Regions from separate parts of the Homo sapiens genome. Here regions 1 and 2 are each linked to region 3. The links are chromatin loops, found by intact Hi-C in ENCODE. Cell type or tissue: prostate gland. All regions are shown on one strand.

Evidence for each region. Hi-C counts contacts between places; a loop is a spot of excess contacts. Peaks named below come from ENCODE experiments on the same cell type or tissue, not always from the same donor. Only the 100,000 strongest peaks of a DNase experiment are listed, where the experiment ranks them.
Region 1: a loop joins it to region 3, with 4 times the contacts of the local background. A loop is called at or near these places in 3 of 110 quality-filtered maps.
Region 2: a loop joins it to region 3, with 5 times the contacts of the local background. A loop is called at or near these places in 2 of 110 quality-filtered maps.

The regions. Positions count from the first base shown.
Region 1 is chr1:55,699,683-55,704,682 of GRCh38, forward strand. No RefSeq gene overlaps it. Among named protein-coding and RNA genes, the nearest start is that of LINC01753, 240 kb to the right of the region's middle. In prostate gland, a CTCF peak has its summit at 2,562; no DNase peak of the experiment used is centred here.
Region 2 is chr1:55,459,384-55,464,383 of GRCh38, forward strand. No RefSeq gene overlaps it. Among named protein-coding and RNA genes, the nearest start is that of MIR4422, 240 kb to the left of the region's middle. In prostate gland, no CTCF peak of the experiment used is centred here; no DNase peak of the experiment used is centred here; H3K27ac peaks cover 1,033 bases.
Region 3 is chr1:55,572,774-55,577,773 of GRCh38, forward strand. No RefSeq gene overlaps it. Among named protein-coding and RNA genes, the nearest start is that of MIR4422, 350 kb to the left of the region's middle. In prostate gland, no CTCF peak of the experiment used is centred here; a DNase peak (open chromatin) is centred at 3,008; H3K27ac peaks cover 2,942 bases.

The sequences.
Region 1 (5,000 bases), 130 kb after region 3:
TCTCCAGAGATACAGAGTCAATAGTATATGTGTGTGGATATGTATATATATGTGTATACATATATACACACACAAACATATATATACACATATATATACATATATATTCATGTGTGCGTGTATACATTGCATGCATTTTCTCTATCAATCAGATTTATTTTAAGGAATTGGCTCATGCAGTTATGGGGGCTGGTAAGTCCAAAATCTGCAGGGCAGGCTGGAAGTCCGGAAATTCAGCTATGAGTTGATGTGGTAATCTTGAGTCTCAAATCCATGGGACAGGACAGCAGCCTGGTAACTCAGGGGGAGTTTCTGTATTACAGAAAGTTGGCACATAAAATTAACTATTAAAATAGTCTTTTTCCCCCCTATTTCTCATACTTTCTCAGACTTAGGTGAGCTCTAAAGGAAAGCTTTCTTAAGTTCTCTTAGAGTCAGTTGCTGATTTAGAGTGCACGTAAAGACTGGCATAGGGGCTGGGACTTAGGAGACTCCTGAGTAATGAATGTGGCAGACAGGATCCATCTATGGAGGATTTTTGGTTAGGATCTTTCTTAAAGGACTGGATCTTTAGCGCTCTTAGGAAAAGGTCTGAGCATCCAGCATGGCTCCTAAGTCCCTTCACTGTAGGGCCTTTGCCTATTTGTGCAGCATCCCGATGATCACTCCTCTGCATTCTCAATGCTCCCACTGCAGAGACATGTCATGTTTTAATAGCCAATGCTCTTTCTTACCTCTGTGCTTTCTCACTCATTTCCTCTGACGGGAACACACTCTTCCCTCCTCTGCTCCTGACCATTCTCACATGAGTAACTCTGAGATGATCCCTCAGGTCTCAGCTTGATTGCCATTTTCTTGGGAACCTGCCCAAGTCTGCAGTGGGGGCCCTAATCTGCATGTTTTGACCATAGTGCTTATTACACTGCCTGCTTAGCTGTGAGTTCCATGTGGGCAGGGTTGATGTCTTATTTCCTTAGGCATCCAGTGCCCAGGGTAATAGCTGGCACATGGTAGACATATAATAAATATTTGTTCAGTATCAAGTGATGAGAAGAATGCAATCTTTTCCCTTTCTCTTTTTTACAGTGTTTATAAGGCTTTTGTTCCCTCTCAAGTAAATTACTATCTGAATGTAAGTTCCTCTAAACACCTATCATTGTATCATAAATGTTTCTTAGGAGGAACAATTAAAAGTGCCAAGAGGTGACACTCTTCTCAGTGGAATTCATGGCAACCACACAATTTGCTCTCTTCCTAGGGCCAGGATCTGGTGAGCTGGCTTGAGCCCAAGTCATGAAGGATTAGTTGAATGTGGAATCATTGCCCCATGGATGTACCCTAAAGCTGCTCCAAGAAGTGACAGGAAGATGACAGGGATGTGTATTCAAAATTACTTTGAGGTGGTCTCAGTCCTATGTACTGTCCCCAGGAGCCCTGCGGACACATGAGCATCTAACATGGAGACAATGATGTATATGTGTTTAGTCTGAAATTGTCCAGCATGGCTGCCTCACTACAGAGTACAGCTGCCTTGAAAAGAAGATAGATGGGGTGTTCCTCATTGTGGCAGGCCAGTTTTTCCTTCCTTTGTCTATTTGCCAAGGCTGCAGGTCTGGTCACCATCTTATGGGATTTCTATTTTGCTCTTCTCTAAAAGTGAGAGATAGGTCCTTTGCATTGAAAACCTTAAGGAATTCAATTCAAATCCATATATTTCAGCATTTCTAGAATATTTTAAATATATTTAAACATAATATATTTAAATATACATTAGTTAGACACTGAATTATGCACTAGGAAGGTAATTATGAGTAAGGAGTTGTGACCTTGCCCTCCGGGAGCTTACAGTCTAGTGAGTATCTAGATGCCCAGAGAAGAAAATGCAGAAATGGAGGACTTCCCCTCTTTCCTGTCCCCCAGCAGCAGGTATGGTGTGTGGAGCACTGACTCCATGCCAGTCACTTAGCTGTGTATTTTACAGCTGTCTTCTCATTTCCTCTTCACAACAGTCCTCTGAAGTAGGTATTATTATGATTATCTGGTAAGGAAACAGCCTGAGTCCTTATAATTTGCTTAACAGCTTAAAGTCAGGAAACAGTAGGATAGATTGGTACTAAGGTCAATTGGCCTTAAAGCCAAGCTAATTCTTCATCACAGTGCCCTGTTTCTATCTAGTATCAGAAGCTTCACATTGAGTCTGTTTGATTATTCCTTTATCTAGGTGTTATAATCAAGGTGAAGACAGATCACAGAGGAAGCACAAAGGAAAAGTCATTTGGGCTGGGCTTCAGAGAATATGTAGCAATCCATCCTGAGGAAGACTTGGGGAGGGAATTCCAGACAAGGGCACAGGGCTGCCCTGGAATGTATGAAGGCTGCAGGGGTCAAGAGGTGGAGGGATGGAAGGAGAGGTGGGGAAAGAAGCTATCAAGGCAGAGTGAGACCAGGTTGTAAAGAGGAATCTTGACTGTTTCCTTAGGAGATGGAAGCCGTTGGTTGTGTTTAAGTAGTAGAGTGACAGAATCAGAGTAGAAAGAACAAACCCAAGAGGCAGTACATAGAATTGGCCAGTAGGGTATGACAGAGAGCACAAGGCTGGGAGAACATTAGGAAGGTTGTAAATCATGATTCTATGTTGTGGACCTATTGTATCAGTCAGTCTGACATGTTCCATTGGGAACTGGTAGTAGTTACTGGTTTTTTAGGTAGAAATAATTGTCCTACATCTCTCTTGTAATTACAGACTCAGGCCAATATCAGATTTTTTCAGCTATGAGGCAATAAAATAAATCACTAATTTATATAATGTATGATTTATATAATATATAATGTATAATTTACATAATAATGATGATGTAGGAGACACTGGGATGCATGGCTCAGACCTCTGCTCTGTTCTAAAGAGGAGAGCAACTGAAGTTATTCCTCCAGTTGGTGAGAGGGCTGCCAGCAGACAACCCTCAACTCTTAGTCCCCTTTGAGGATTGTAGCAGTTGAAGAGCGCTGCTTCTCCCAAGATCACACCCCTTTTCTGGGACAGCCCATGTCTAGTGACTAAACTTTGCGGAGGTATAAATGCCTGACCCCTTATCTTCATTTAGGGCAACTCTTAAAGACCATTCGGCTTCAGAGCTTTCTTTAATGTTGGCTGAACATGTGTTGAGGCTGCACTGAAATTTATTTCTTCCTCTGCCTGACTCTGCTTCCTACCCTTCCCAGTCTCATCTGAGCATCCCGAAAGCACTCTCTAATATAGTTTCTGCTTGAACATCTCCATCTCAGCCTGCTTTTTTGGGGACCTATTCAATGGCAAATAATTGTAGCTAATGTTTGTGCCTGACAGTATATGAGAGAGTTTATATACAGCCTCATTTTATTCTCACAATAAACATGGGTAGTATGTTGCCTGTAATAATATTACTATACTCTGGCATAGGCACCAAAGAATTTTCCTATGATCTTAGGTGATTTTAATCCTTCCCGAAAGAAAGCAAGACAGGGATTCCTAACTCCTTTAGACATATTTGAAACTGAGGCCCACAGAGAAATAATTTCCCTATAATCACAAATCTAGCAAGGCTGCAGAATTGTCTTTCTGGTCAATTTCACTACCTATAGATATTCCCGTTTCTTTTCATGCCTTTTAATATATTAAGATCCTAGGCAGACCGGGCCAAGGATTTCTGTCCCCTGGTCTGAAAGCTAGACATTTATCACTTAGCACCCACCTTTTAAACTGTCATTCAAAACTTGTGGCCTAAGACAGAATGGAAAGGAATGACTCTTAGACAATCTCAGTGGGAAGAAGGCCCTTAGCCTCTAACCCAGGGGTTTTCAAACTATTTTCTACCCATATGCCCCAGGGGCTCTAGAGAGAAAAGAAAAGGGAGAGACCAAGAGAAGAATAGGGGATAAGGCCTGAGAAGGAAAGAAGAAAATAGGCTAGAGAGAGAGAAGAGAGGAGTGGAAGAGAGAGGAAGGGAAGGAAGAGAAGAAGAGGGAAGGGAGCAAGAGGTTAGCCTACAGCTCTAGGAAATGAACAATGGCAACTTTCCTGCCCATGAGCCAGTGTGTTATTTGGGGCTTTGAACTCCTCAGGACAGTATGCTTTATCATCTGGAATAATAAACACAGACCTGGTGGCCCAAGGAGCGGGCAGGCCATGGGCTGGGGGTGCAGCTCTGTGATCTGCCAACAACGGGCAGCCTGCTGTCTGTGTCGGCACAGAGGAGCCTGCCCGGCTGGGTGTCCAGGAGACACTGGGGCCAGGAGGGCTCCCAGCTGGTGCTGAGTGAGCTTTTCAAAGTCAACAAGGTCTCCAGGGCCAGTGGGACCCTCCCGTTGGTGGTAACTCTGACACTATGTGGGCCCTGGAAGGAGCTTGGTATTTTTAGCTCTCCAGTTGCTTTGAAAGAAAGAAACAGAGCCACAGTGTGCAATTTATTATTTTTTAGGACATAATAGCTAACAGCTCCAAAAACATTCTGGATATGCTCCACAGCTCATCAACGAGCACATCACCAAAGAATGAGGAAAGGATAAACACCATATGTATCAGAGTGCTGCTGGTGTGCATGGTGTCGAGCAACCAGATCTTCCATTGTCTCTCCTAGGGACCGAGGACAGTCACTCCCCTGTTGGATCCTCTGTAGGTCAACATCCTCCCTGTTCCTGTCATGAAAACCATTCTGTTTTGATCAGACCGAAGATGAAGTCCTAATTGCCTAGGCCACTAAGAGGTCATTGGAAATCCCATGGGGTTGGAAGTGAGTTCAGGACTTGAGCTGTTAACCCGCTTGCTGTGGCCCTGGACACTTCACATGGCTACCATGAGCCCAAGTAAAGCTCAGAAGTCTCTTTGAGCTTTAGCATTAAACAAATCTTCAAAAGGACAACTGTAGAGAAGTTCTGAGAGGCCAAATGGATCCCTGTGCTCAGTACAAAATAAACAAGATAAATGTTGAATGAATGAATGAACAGGAGGTACCTCAGTAGGTGGT
Region 2 (5,000 bases), 110 kb before region 3:
AAAAGAAAGAAGAATCAAATAGATGCAATAAAAAATGAAAAGGGGATATCACCACTGATCCCACAGAAATACAAACTACCAACAGAGAATACTATAAACACCTCTACGCAAATAAACTAGAAAATCTAGAAGAAATGGATAAATTCCTGGACACATACACCCTCCCAAGACTAAACCAGGAAGAAGTTGAATCCCTGAATAGACCAATAACAGGCTCTGAAATTGAGCCAATAATTAATAGCCTACCAACGAAAAAAGTCCAGGACCAGATGGAATCACAGCTGAATTCTACAAGAGGTACAAAGAGGAGCTGGTACCATTCCTTCTGAAACTATTCCAATCAATTGAAAAAGAGGGAATCCTCCCTAACTCATTTTATGAGGCCAGCATCATCCTGATATCAAAGGCTGGCAGAGACACAACAAAAAAAGAGAATTTTAGACCAACATCCCTGATGAATATCGATGCAAAAATCCTCAATAAAATACTGGCAAACCGAATCCAGCAGCACATCAAAAAGCTTATCCACCATGATCAAGTGGGCTTCATCCCTGGGATGCAAGGCTGGTTCAACATATGCAAATTAATAAATGTAATCCATCACATAAACAGAACCAATGACAAAAACCACATGATTATCTCAATAGATGCAGAAAAGGCCTTTGACAAAATTCAACAGCCCTTCATGCTAAAAACTCTCAATAAACTAGGTATTGATGGGAAGTATCTCAACATAATAAGAGCTATTTATGACAAACCCACAGCCAACATCATACTGAATGGGCAAAAACTGGAAGCATTCCCTTTGAAAACTGTCACAAGACAGGAATGCCCTTTCTCACCACTCCTATTCAACATAGTGTTGGAAGTTCTGGCCAGGGCAATCAGGCAGGAGAAAGAAATAAAGGGTATTCAATTAGGAAAAGAGGAAGTCAAATTGTCCCTGTTTGCAGATGACATGACTGTATTTTTAGAAAACCCCATCGTCTCAGCCCAAAATCTCCTTAAGCTGATAAGCAACTTCAGCAAAGTCTCAGGATACAAAATCAATGTGCAAAAATCACAAGCATTCCTATACACCAATAACAGACAAACAGAAAGCCAAATCATGAGTGAATTCCCATTCACAATTGCTTCAAAGAGAATAAAATACCTAGGAATCCAACTTACAAGGGAAGCGAAGGATCTCTTCGAGAGAACTACAAACCACTGCTCAATGAAATAAAAGAGGACATAAACAAATGGAAGACCATTCCATGCTCATGGATAGGAAGAATCAATATCGTGAAAATGGCCATACTGCCCAAGGTAATTTATAGATTCAATGCCATCCCCATCATGCTACCAATGACTTTCTTCCCAGAATTGGAAAAAGCTATTTTAAAGTTCATATGAAACCAAAAAAAGCCCGCATTGCCAAGACAATCCTAAGCCAAAAGAACAAAGCTGGAGGCATCATGCTACCTGACTTCAAACTATACTACAAGGCTATAGTAACCAAAACAACATGGTACTGGTACCAAAACAGAGATATAGACCAATGGAACAGAACATAATATCAGAAATAATATCATACATCTACAACCATCCGATCTTTGACAAACCTGACAAAAACAAGAAATGGGGAAAGGATTCCCTATTTAATAAATGGTGCTGGGAAAACTGGCTAGCCATATGTAGAAAGCTGAAACTGGATTCCTTCCTTACACCTTATACAAAAATTAATTCAAGATGGATTAAAGACTTAAATGTTAGACCTAAAACCATAAAAACCCTAGAAGAAAACCTAGGCCATGCCATTCAGGACATAGGCATGGGCAAGGACTTCATGACTAAAACATCAAAAGCAATGGCAACAAAAGCCAAAATTGACAAATGGGATCTAATTAAACTAAAGAGCTTCTGCACAGCAAAAGAAACTACCATCAGAATGAACAGGCAACCTACAGAATGGGAGAAAATGTTTACAATCTACCCATCTGACAAAGGGCTAATATCCAGAATCTACAAAAAACTTAAACAAATTTACAAAAAAACCATTCAAACAACCCCATCAACAAGTGGGCAAAGGATATGAACAGACATTTCTCAAAAGAAGACATTTATGCAGCCAACAGACACATGAAAAAATGCTTAGCATCATTGGCCATCAGAGAAATGCAAATCAAAACCACAGTGAGATACCATCTCACACCAGTTAGAATGGCGATCATTAAAAAGTCAGGAAACAACAGGTGCTGGAGAGGATATGGAAAAATAGGAACACTTTTACACTGTTGGTGGGACTGTAAACTAGTTCAGCCATCGTGGAAGACAGTGTGGCAATTCCTCAAGGATCTAGAAATAGAAACACCATTTGCCCTAGTCATCCCATTACTGGGTATATACCCAAAGAATTATAAATCATGCTGCTATAAAGACACATGCACAGGTATGTTTATTGTGGCACTATTCACAATAGCAAAGACTTGGAACCAACCCAAATGTCCACCAATAATAGACTGGATTAAGAAAATGTGGCACATGTACACCATGGAATACTATGCAGCCATAAAAAATGATGAGTTCATGTCCTTTGTAGGGACATGGATGAAGCTGGAAACCATCATTCTGAGCAAACTATCACAAGGACAGAAAACCAAACACCATGTGTTCTCACTCATAGGTGGGAATTGAACAATGAGAACACTTGGGCACAGGGTGGGGAACATCACACACCAGGGCCTGTTGTGGGGTGGGCAGAGTGGGGAGGGATAGGATTAGAAGATATACCTAATGTAAATGACGAGTTAATGGGTGCAGCACACCAACATGGCACATGTATACATATGTAACAAAGCTGCATGTTGTGCACATGTACCCTAGAACTTAAAGCATAATTAAAAAAAAGTCAAATTTGCAATTTCTGCTCTTACAGCACCAAATGTCAAAATCATTTTAAGTAAACCTAGATATTTTCCACTGTGTTCTATAAATATTATGCTTTTAGTACCAAGTAAAGTATCATTCATTATGCTTGGCTAAATATTGGACACATAACATTATCTTTAAATCCCCATGCCAATACCCAGTATCACTTGTGTTTTTAGATACTATAGGAAGCTTTGCTATTTTTTTAACTCTTAATTTTATTTCATTTTTATTATTATTTTTTATTTTATTTTATTTTATTTTTTTTGTAGAGACAGAAATGCCCAGGCTGGTCTTGAAATCCTAAGCTCAAGAGATCCTCCTGCCTCAGCTTCCCAAAGTGCTGGTGTTACAGATGTGAGCCACTGTGCTCAGCCTTTTAACTTTAATTTTAGTTATAGGAATTGCAAGAGTTACTTTTTTTGTTTCTTTTTGTATTCCATGCAAGTGAAGTCTGCCTATGTTCAGTTTCCAATATATATATTTTTATTTCAGAAGACTACCTCTTTAAGTGTTTCTATTTCATTGCTCTTTTTAGTCTTTTTTCTTTTCTTTATATTTCACTCTATATTTTCTATTTCTATCATGATCTCAATTTATGCTCACTGTCAATGATTTATTTTAAAGGATTAAAAATCAAATGAATTTTATTCAAAGCATATAGAATTTGGATATTTCATCAATAAATATAAAAATAAAAATCAATGTCTTTCAGAAGAGCTATTTTTCTAAAATATGCAAATCAAAAGCAAAATACAAATTATTCTAAATTAATATAGAAATTTTTTAGAATATTTAAGTAAAGCTGAAATTTTATGTAATTTTTTGAAATTTTAATTAAGAATATTTAAATATTTTTATAAAAATAAAACTATTGAAATTCTAATATTCAACACCCATATAGTCACCCTTTTATAAAGTCATCACGCTTCACTCACATTTCATCTTAAATGTTTAGGTTTAGTTAAAATAATTTGACATATATACAAATTTCTAAGCCATTGAATTGTCAGTATCACAAAGCATTTCTTGCGAGTGTGCACATGGTGTTCATTTGTAAATGCCTTTGGGATTATGGATTGGAATATTAAAAAAGAAGTAAGAAAGTGGACTTTCAGCACCACCAGAAGCAATACTTTGCTGTGCAACAATCTGCTGCATTTATGCTGTCTGTCTTTTCTTCCACCTGGGCACTTCTGCTCTTAGGTTTTCTCTACTCTCAGAAGCAGGGTTGTGTCTGATATTGGCTGCATGAACTTTCATAGCACTTGAAGCCAGTTACCATTTGATTCAAGGGAATCTCGGAAAAGAGGAAGATAAGTTTTTCCTGGAGTCTGAATGAACTGCCATCTAACTTTGAATCAGAGAAATTCCATTTTTAATTTCAATTGGTTTTATGTGTTAGATGTCTGCCCATGATTTTGTTAGGAAAAAAATTATTTTACTTAGCAAAAAGCTGAAAGAAGTGATTTGGCTCAACTATCACCCCATCACCCAGACTTCCTTTCATAATTGGGAACTTTGGGGCCTGGAGGACAGTGAGCTGGCCAAGTTGATGAATGAGCAAGTGAACTACAAGGCTCACATGGGAAACCAGGCACCCAGATTCCCTGAGCAGTGTGCTTTTCCCTGCCCCATGGAGCCAATCAAAGATGAAATAAACAGCTTATTACCACGTTGATCTTAGAAAAGATTTTTATGATCGGCCTCTTCCCAGAGTCGGCCTGGCCCTTGCTGGGCTAGAAGACATTCTGTTCCCGATGAGCCCTTAAAGTTTTGAAGGTCATTGCCGAAATTGGAGATCTCACGCTTGTGCATGCTCTTGGCTGACTTACCATTTTTCCGTTACATGTAGAGTATGTGGTGAAAAAACAGCAGGCACTGAGTTGAGCTCTCTCCTGCTCCTTATCTGTCCATCTGTGTATCTCTTTCTATCTTCACATTACTTCAAAAACACGTCAGTGCCTACCTACAGTGAGCCGGCTACCACAGTCTAGCAGCTCAGGGATGTGGGCTGCCTTTGTCTCTCTCTCTTTAGTCCATTTCTCTGTCTTTGTTTCCCTGTTTCTCACTGTCTCTTATCTACTTAT
Region 3 (5,000 bases):
TGGACCACGACATACCTATTTGGGGGCATAATTTAACCCACAGCTGATGCCATGACTTATATTCTTCGTACCTAGAGGCAGATGTATTTTAAGCTTGGATAGTCCCAAAGATACCTGACACTAGTCAGCCATGGCGTCAGTCCCAGCTGGAGCCCTGCCACAACAGGGCAGAAGTCTGGCCTCATGTCCTTTGGCGGATGCAGTAGGCAATAGGGCAGGGTGTAGGTCACTGACTCCGAAGCTCCCTCATGGCCTCATGCACGAAAGCACACAATCCTGGATGTGCTACAGCAGGAAGTACCAAGGCCGGAGTGGAGCACTGACTCTCTCATTAGTATGCCATAGGACCCGCACAAGCCACTTCTCTGAGCATCCGGTCATTACTTTATTGTTTTGTATGAATGAAAGAGCAGACACTTACTGGGCATTTGCTATGTGCCAGAGCAGGGGCTGGGGCCTGGGATACAGAAATCATTAAAATTCCACCCTCAATGAACCTAGCATTCATAGGGGATAAATCACTCTCTTGTGAGGTCTGAAGCAGATCAAAGCTCTCTATGATTCATAACATGCTGTACACGTGTCAGCAGCAAAGATAACTCACAGGGTTCAGGCCAGGAAGGCCTTTGTGACAACCCCACGGTTCCTCCATTAGGTCTTTGACACCTGTAAACACGGCAGCCTGAAATTCAGAGGAGGACATTCACTTTTTATTCACTTATATATTAATTTGAGTATCGATCCTGTTCCAGGCACACGGCTAGGTTCTGAAGATGCAACAGTGAACAGAGCAGGCACTGGCCCTGACCCAGGCGACTTCCAGTCTACAGTAGACACAGACATTCAATAAGTGACAAGTTCTAACTTTCCCAGAAACTCTTGCTTTGGCCTTAAAGATCGCATAAATTTTTTCAAAGTTTTCAACATTGCATCTCAATGGATTCCAGACATAAACCCAGTCCTCTGACTTTCATTCAAGATCCTTTCCACCTTATCAAACTGGTCCTTTAGGAGACAAGGGCAGGGCCTGCCACTGCTCAGAGAAGGAGTGTTGTGCATCTCCCATGAAGTCCTACCTGGGAAGGTGCATGCTAAGGATTAAAGTATTGGCATGAGGAAGGAGTTCTATTATTAGGGGGGCATATGGATATATGCAGATGCCTGTGACTACGTGTGTGTGTGTGTGTGTGTGTGTGTGTGAAGAGAGAGAGAGAGACAGAGGGAAAGAGAGAGAGAGAGAAAGCAGAACATGCACACAAGCTGTCATGTGGGTTCCTAACTCCAGACCTTGCCTTTCCTAAAAGTTTTAGGTTGAATCTTGGTTGGGTTTAGCATTGCATTCATCTCTTTTCTGTTGGGGTTCCTCTTCCGTAAGATGCACAAGATGTTTGCCCACTACAAGGGACAGGAAGTCACTCTTACCTAGAATAAAACTTTACATTGTTGGAAAATACTCTTCCCTCCTCTCCCCTTTCCACATTCATCCTCTGAGCAACAGCCTTGGGGTTGAATTAGAAAAGAAAAAGAAGGCAGGTTTCCTGTCCTTAAGGAGCTCACTCATGTTTGAGGGTCTTAGAGAAGTAGACTGATAATGACAGTGCAATGTGGTGGGTGCTAAGTTTGGGCACAGCAGTACCCTGTGCTTATCTTCAAGGCAGCAGCTGACTTAGAGCACTCACAGAGGCCATCACTGAGGAGGTGACCCTGGGCTAAGTTTTGAAAGATGCATAGGTGTTAGCAAAATAGAGGAGAAGGAAATTCCAGGGACAGGACACAGTGGATGCAAAGGTACGGAGCCAGAAAATAGTAAGACATGTCCCACCCACCCGCAACCTCGGAGGGAATGGAGGGGGCGAATCAGGGCAGCCCCCCTCCTCCCCTCCTCTCCAAGCATTGTGGAAAAGTTGTTCATTGATTAGTAAGATGCCAAGACGGAGATAAACGATTGAATACTATTGCAGGGATCACTGTGTATTAAAGGGTCACTTTTAGAGCAGGAGGGAAGCCAGGGCCCAGCCTGCAGCAGGGAGACCCAGCCTTTCCCTCTTTCCCGTCACACATGTGTTCCAGTACGTTCATCTCTGGTCTCTTGGCCCATAGGGCTGCCTGGCTGATGCTATGATCCCAAGATTTGAATTTAGGCTTAAGGGCTTATGAAAAAGCTCCAGAAAACTCCACTTAGAGGTTTTGGGTACAAGTCCAGCTATTAATACAGTCTTTGATTTTTCATGTGTAAGGGTGCCTGAGCAATCCTGGATCCCTGGTCTAATAAAACCCAAGCTGTAGCCCACAATTGTTCCTAACACCCTCTTTCCTGATGCGCTGGCATCCAGCTTTCTTTCTTCACTTTCCTCTTTTTCAGAGGGACCACCAGGCTCAAGCCAATCTCCTGTTGCCTTTTTTTCTTTGTCTACTTACCCCACTGTGTCCTGTGTTTTATGTGTGTCCAGATCATCCTAAAGCCTGGAGGGAGGCTCACATCATTTTCGCCTTTGGATTCTCCATAGCCTTGAGTACATCCAGGGTAAATGTGTAATAAACCATGGATTCAACTTTTCCTGGCTGTGAAAGGAGAAATTAACATTAGTGTTGTTTGTTGTGGGTTTTATCTAATGTGGTTTGTTCATTCACACCTCCAACAACTCTTCACTGGGGGCCAGGAAAGAAGTGATCCTAAGTACTTGTCCTTATGGCTTACAGTCTCACTGAATCCTCCTCACTATCCTTATGGTTTGTTTTTATTAACCCAAAGTTAACCAAACAGGAAGCAGAGCGACTGAACAGAGAAGGCCACCATGTTTGCAGGTGAGGCTTCTGGGACTTGAACCCAGGTTTGTAAGTCATGGGGGCAGGTGTCCTGGGGAATGGCCATCTCTGTGGTACTTTCTGGCTGGGCTCCCTTGGCTGCGTTGCCAGCACAGCCAATGCACATCACTTGTCTGTTGCTGTAACTGCAGCCACCCACTTCCTCCCCACTGTGGCAGCATTTCTAGAACCTGGCAAGGGACAGCTGTGGACCCAAGCCAGGCCCATTACAAGAGTGTTTTTTCTCCTCTCTAAAGTGGCCTATCCTGAAATGTGTGATGCTGTCTCTACATGGCCATAATTTGAAGTTCCCTCCCTTTTAATAATCCTTTTAAAGAAAAATCACAGCAACACCCACATGATTTGTGATTACCAGAGTAAAAACCACTTTTTTTTTCCCATCATCCTGGCATCTGGAGATGAGCAAAGCAGAGGAACAGAGTGTTACGTGCTGTCTCCAAACACCTTGTCCCAGGCAGGCGTTCCCTCCAGCACAGCCAGCCCAGCAGTTGGGAGGCTGCTGCCCTGGTCCCCACTCTGCCATGGAAAGAACTTGTGCCAATTGCTTCATTCTCACACTGATTTTCCCAATAAACACACACTGCACCCCTCAGTGCCACACCTGTGCTGGGTGCTAACTGAGCAGAGACACAGAGAAGTGACCTCGTCTCCAAAGATGTCCCCAGCTGATGGCCTAATGGGAAAGGCAAATCTCCCTGCCAGAGCTGGATGAGTGCATAGATTCTCACCAGGCGAAGAAAGGAAAGGCATTTCAGGCAGATGTCACAGCAAAGGCAAGGAGTGGAGGCTGGAAGAACAGCTGAGTCCAGGGTAGGTGAGGAGTGCAGTGTTTGTGGAGGGAATATTTACTTGGAGGGAATGTGGCTGGAAAGGTAGGCCAGAGCCACCTAGGGAGGGCTCCAATGAAGACAAGGAGTTGGCTTTATCCTTTATAAGCTGGGAAGACACTGAGATATTATAGACGCAGCAGATGATTCTTGCTGCACCCAGGACTGGGGTGGGCTGTGGGGGGGAATGTGTTGAGTCTTCAAAAACATGGGTATAGACAGGCATTAGGGCAGATAGTAAAATGTTTTTTCTTTCTTTCTCTGCTTCTTTTTCTCTCTCTCCCTTGCTCCCATTCTTTTTGTTTTAATAAAAAATATTTAATCTATTTATACTCAAAGCTAAGAAATATGTTGCACTGATCTATGCCCAGGTAACCGGGATGCAGAGGAAATATTATTAAGGAATTAGAAACACATGATTTACAATCTCAGCCTTCCCACTTCAAAATTAACACCTTCTATGATTTGGGCACTGCGTTCAGCATTTTTACCAACATCGCCTCTAATCCTCACAGCCTTGCAGAGTAGATTAAAATAACAACAGCCACAACAAGAACAGCAGCACATACACAAATACCATTTTTTTACTGAGTAATTATGTTCTAAGCACTATGAGAAGAACTGTAAAGACAACAACCTTGTTGAAGCAGGTTGTGTTATCATCCCTGTTGTGCAGATGAAGAGACTGAGGCTGAAAGAGCACAGAAAACTTGCCCAGGCCATTGTGTGGAAGAGCTTGTCTGACTCCAACCCCACACCTGTCCACACTACCATCCTGCCGCTTATCACCCAGCCCCCTTCTCTCCAGACACGGGGTTGATGGCCCTTACCCTGCTGCTGTACATAGGTGGTGTGAAGGTTAAGTGAAGAATTATTTTGCAAATTGCAAACAACATACCAGTACGTATCTGTGGAGTGTGATTATTATCAATAAAAATTATTGATTCCAGATAGAAAAATAATTTTAATAAATGAATGCCTCAGCCTCCCTGAAGTTGGCTTTATTTTTATAAAATATAAATCCTTAGATTTATTTGTGTTGTTTATTAGATGCCTAAGCCACAGATTGCTTCATACTCTAGTAACATTGAAAAGCAAAAACAATTAGGAAATGAGTCAATAACTTAGCAGCTGATTTTTAAAGAAACTTTTATTTTGTTGATCAAAGATTTCTTTTATAGTGGGTTGATTCTAGTACAGGCAAGCATTGGTAGGTCCAGATAGTTTTGAGGATATTAATTTCATTTTGGAAAATGGCTCAGACCGCACCCACATATCCAGGTGTTTCCAGGACTACGTGAAACCCAACAGGAGACCTTTTGTCTCCCTTCTTCAGAGCATTTTACA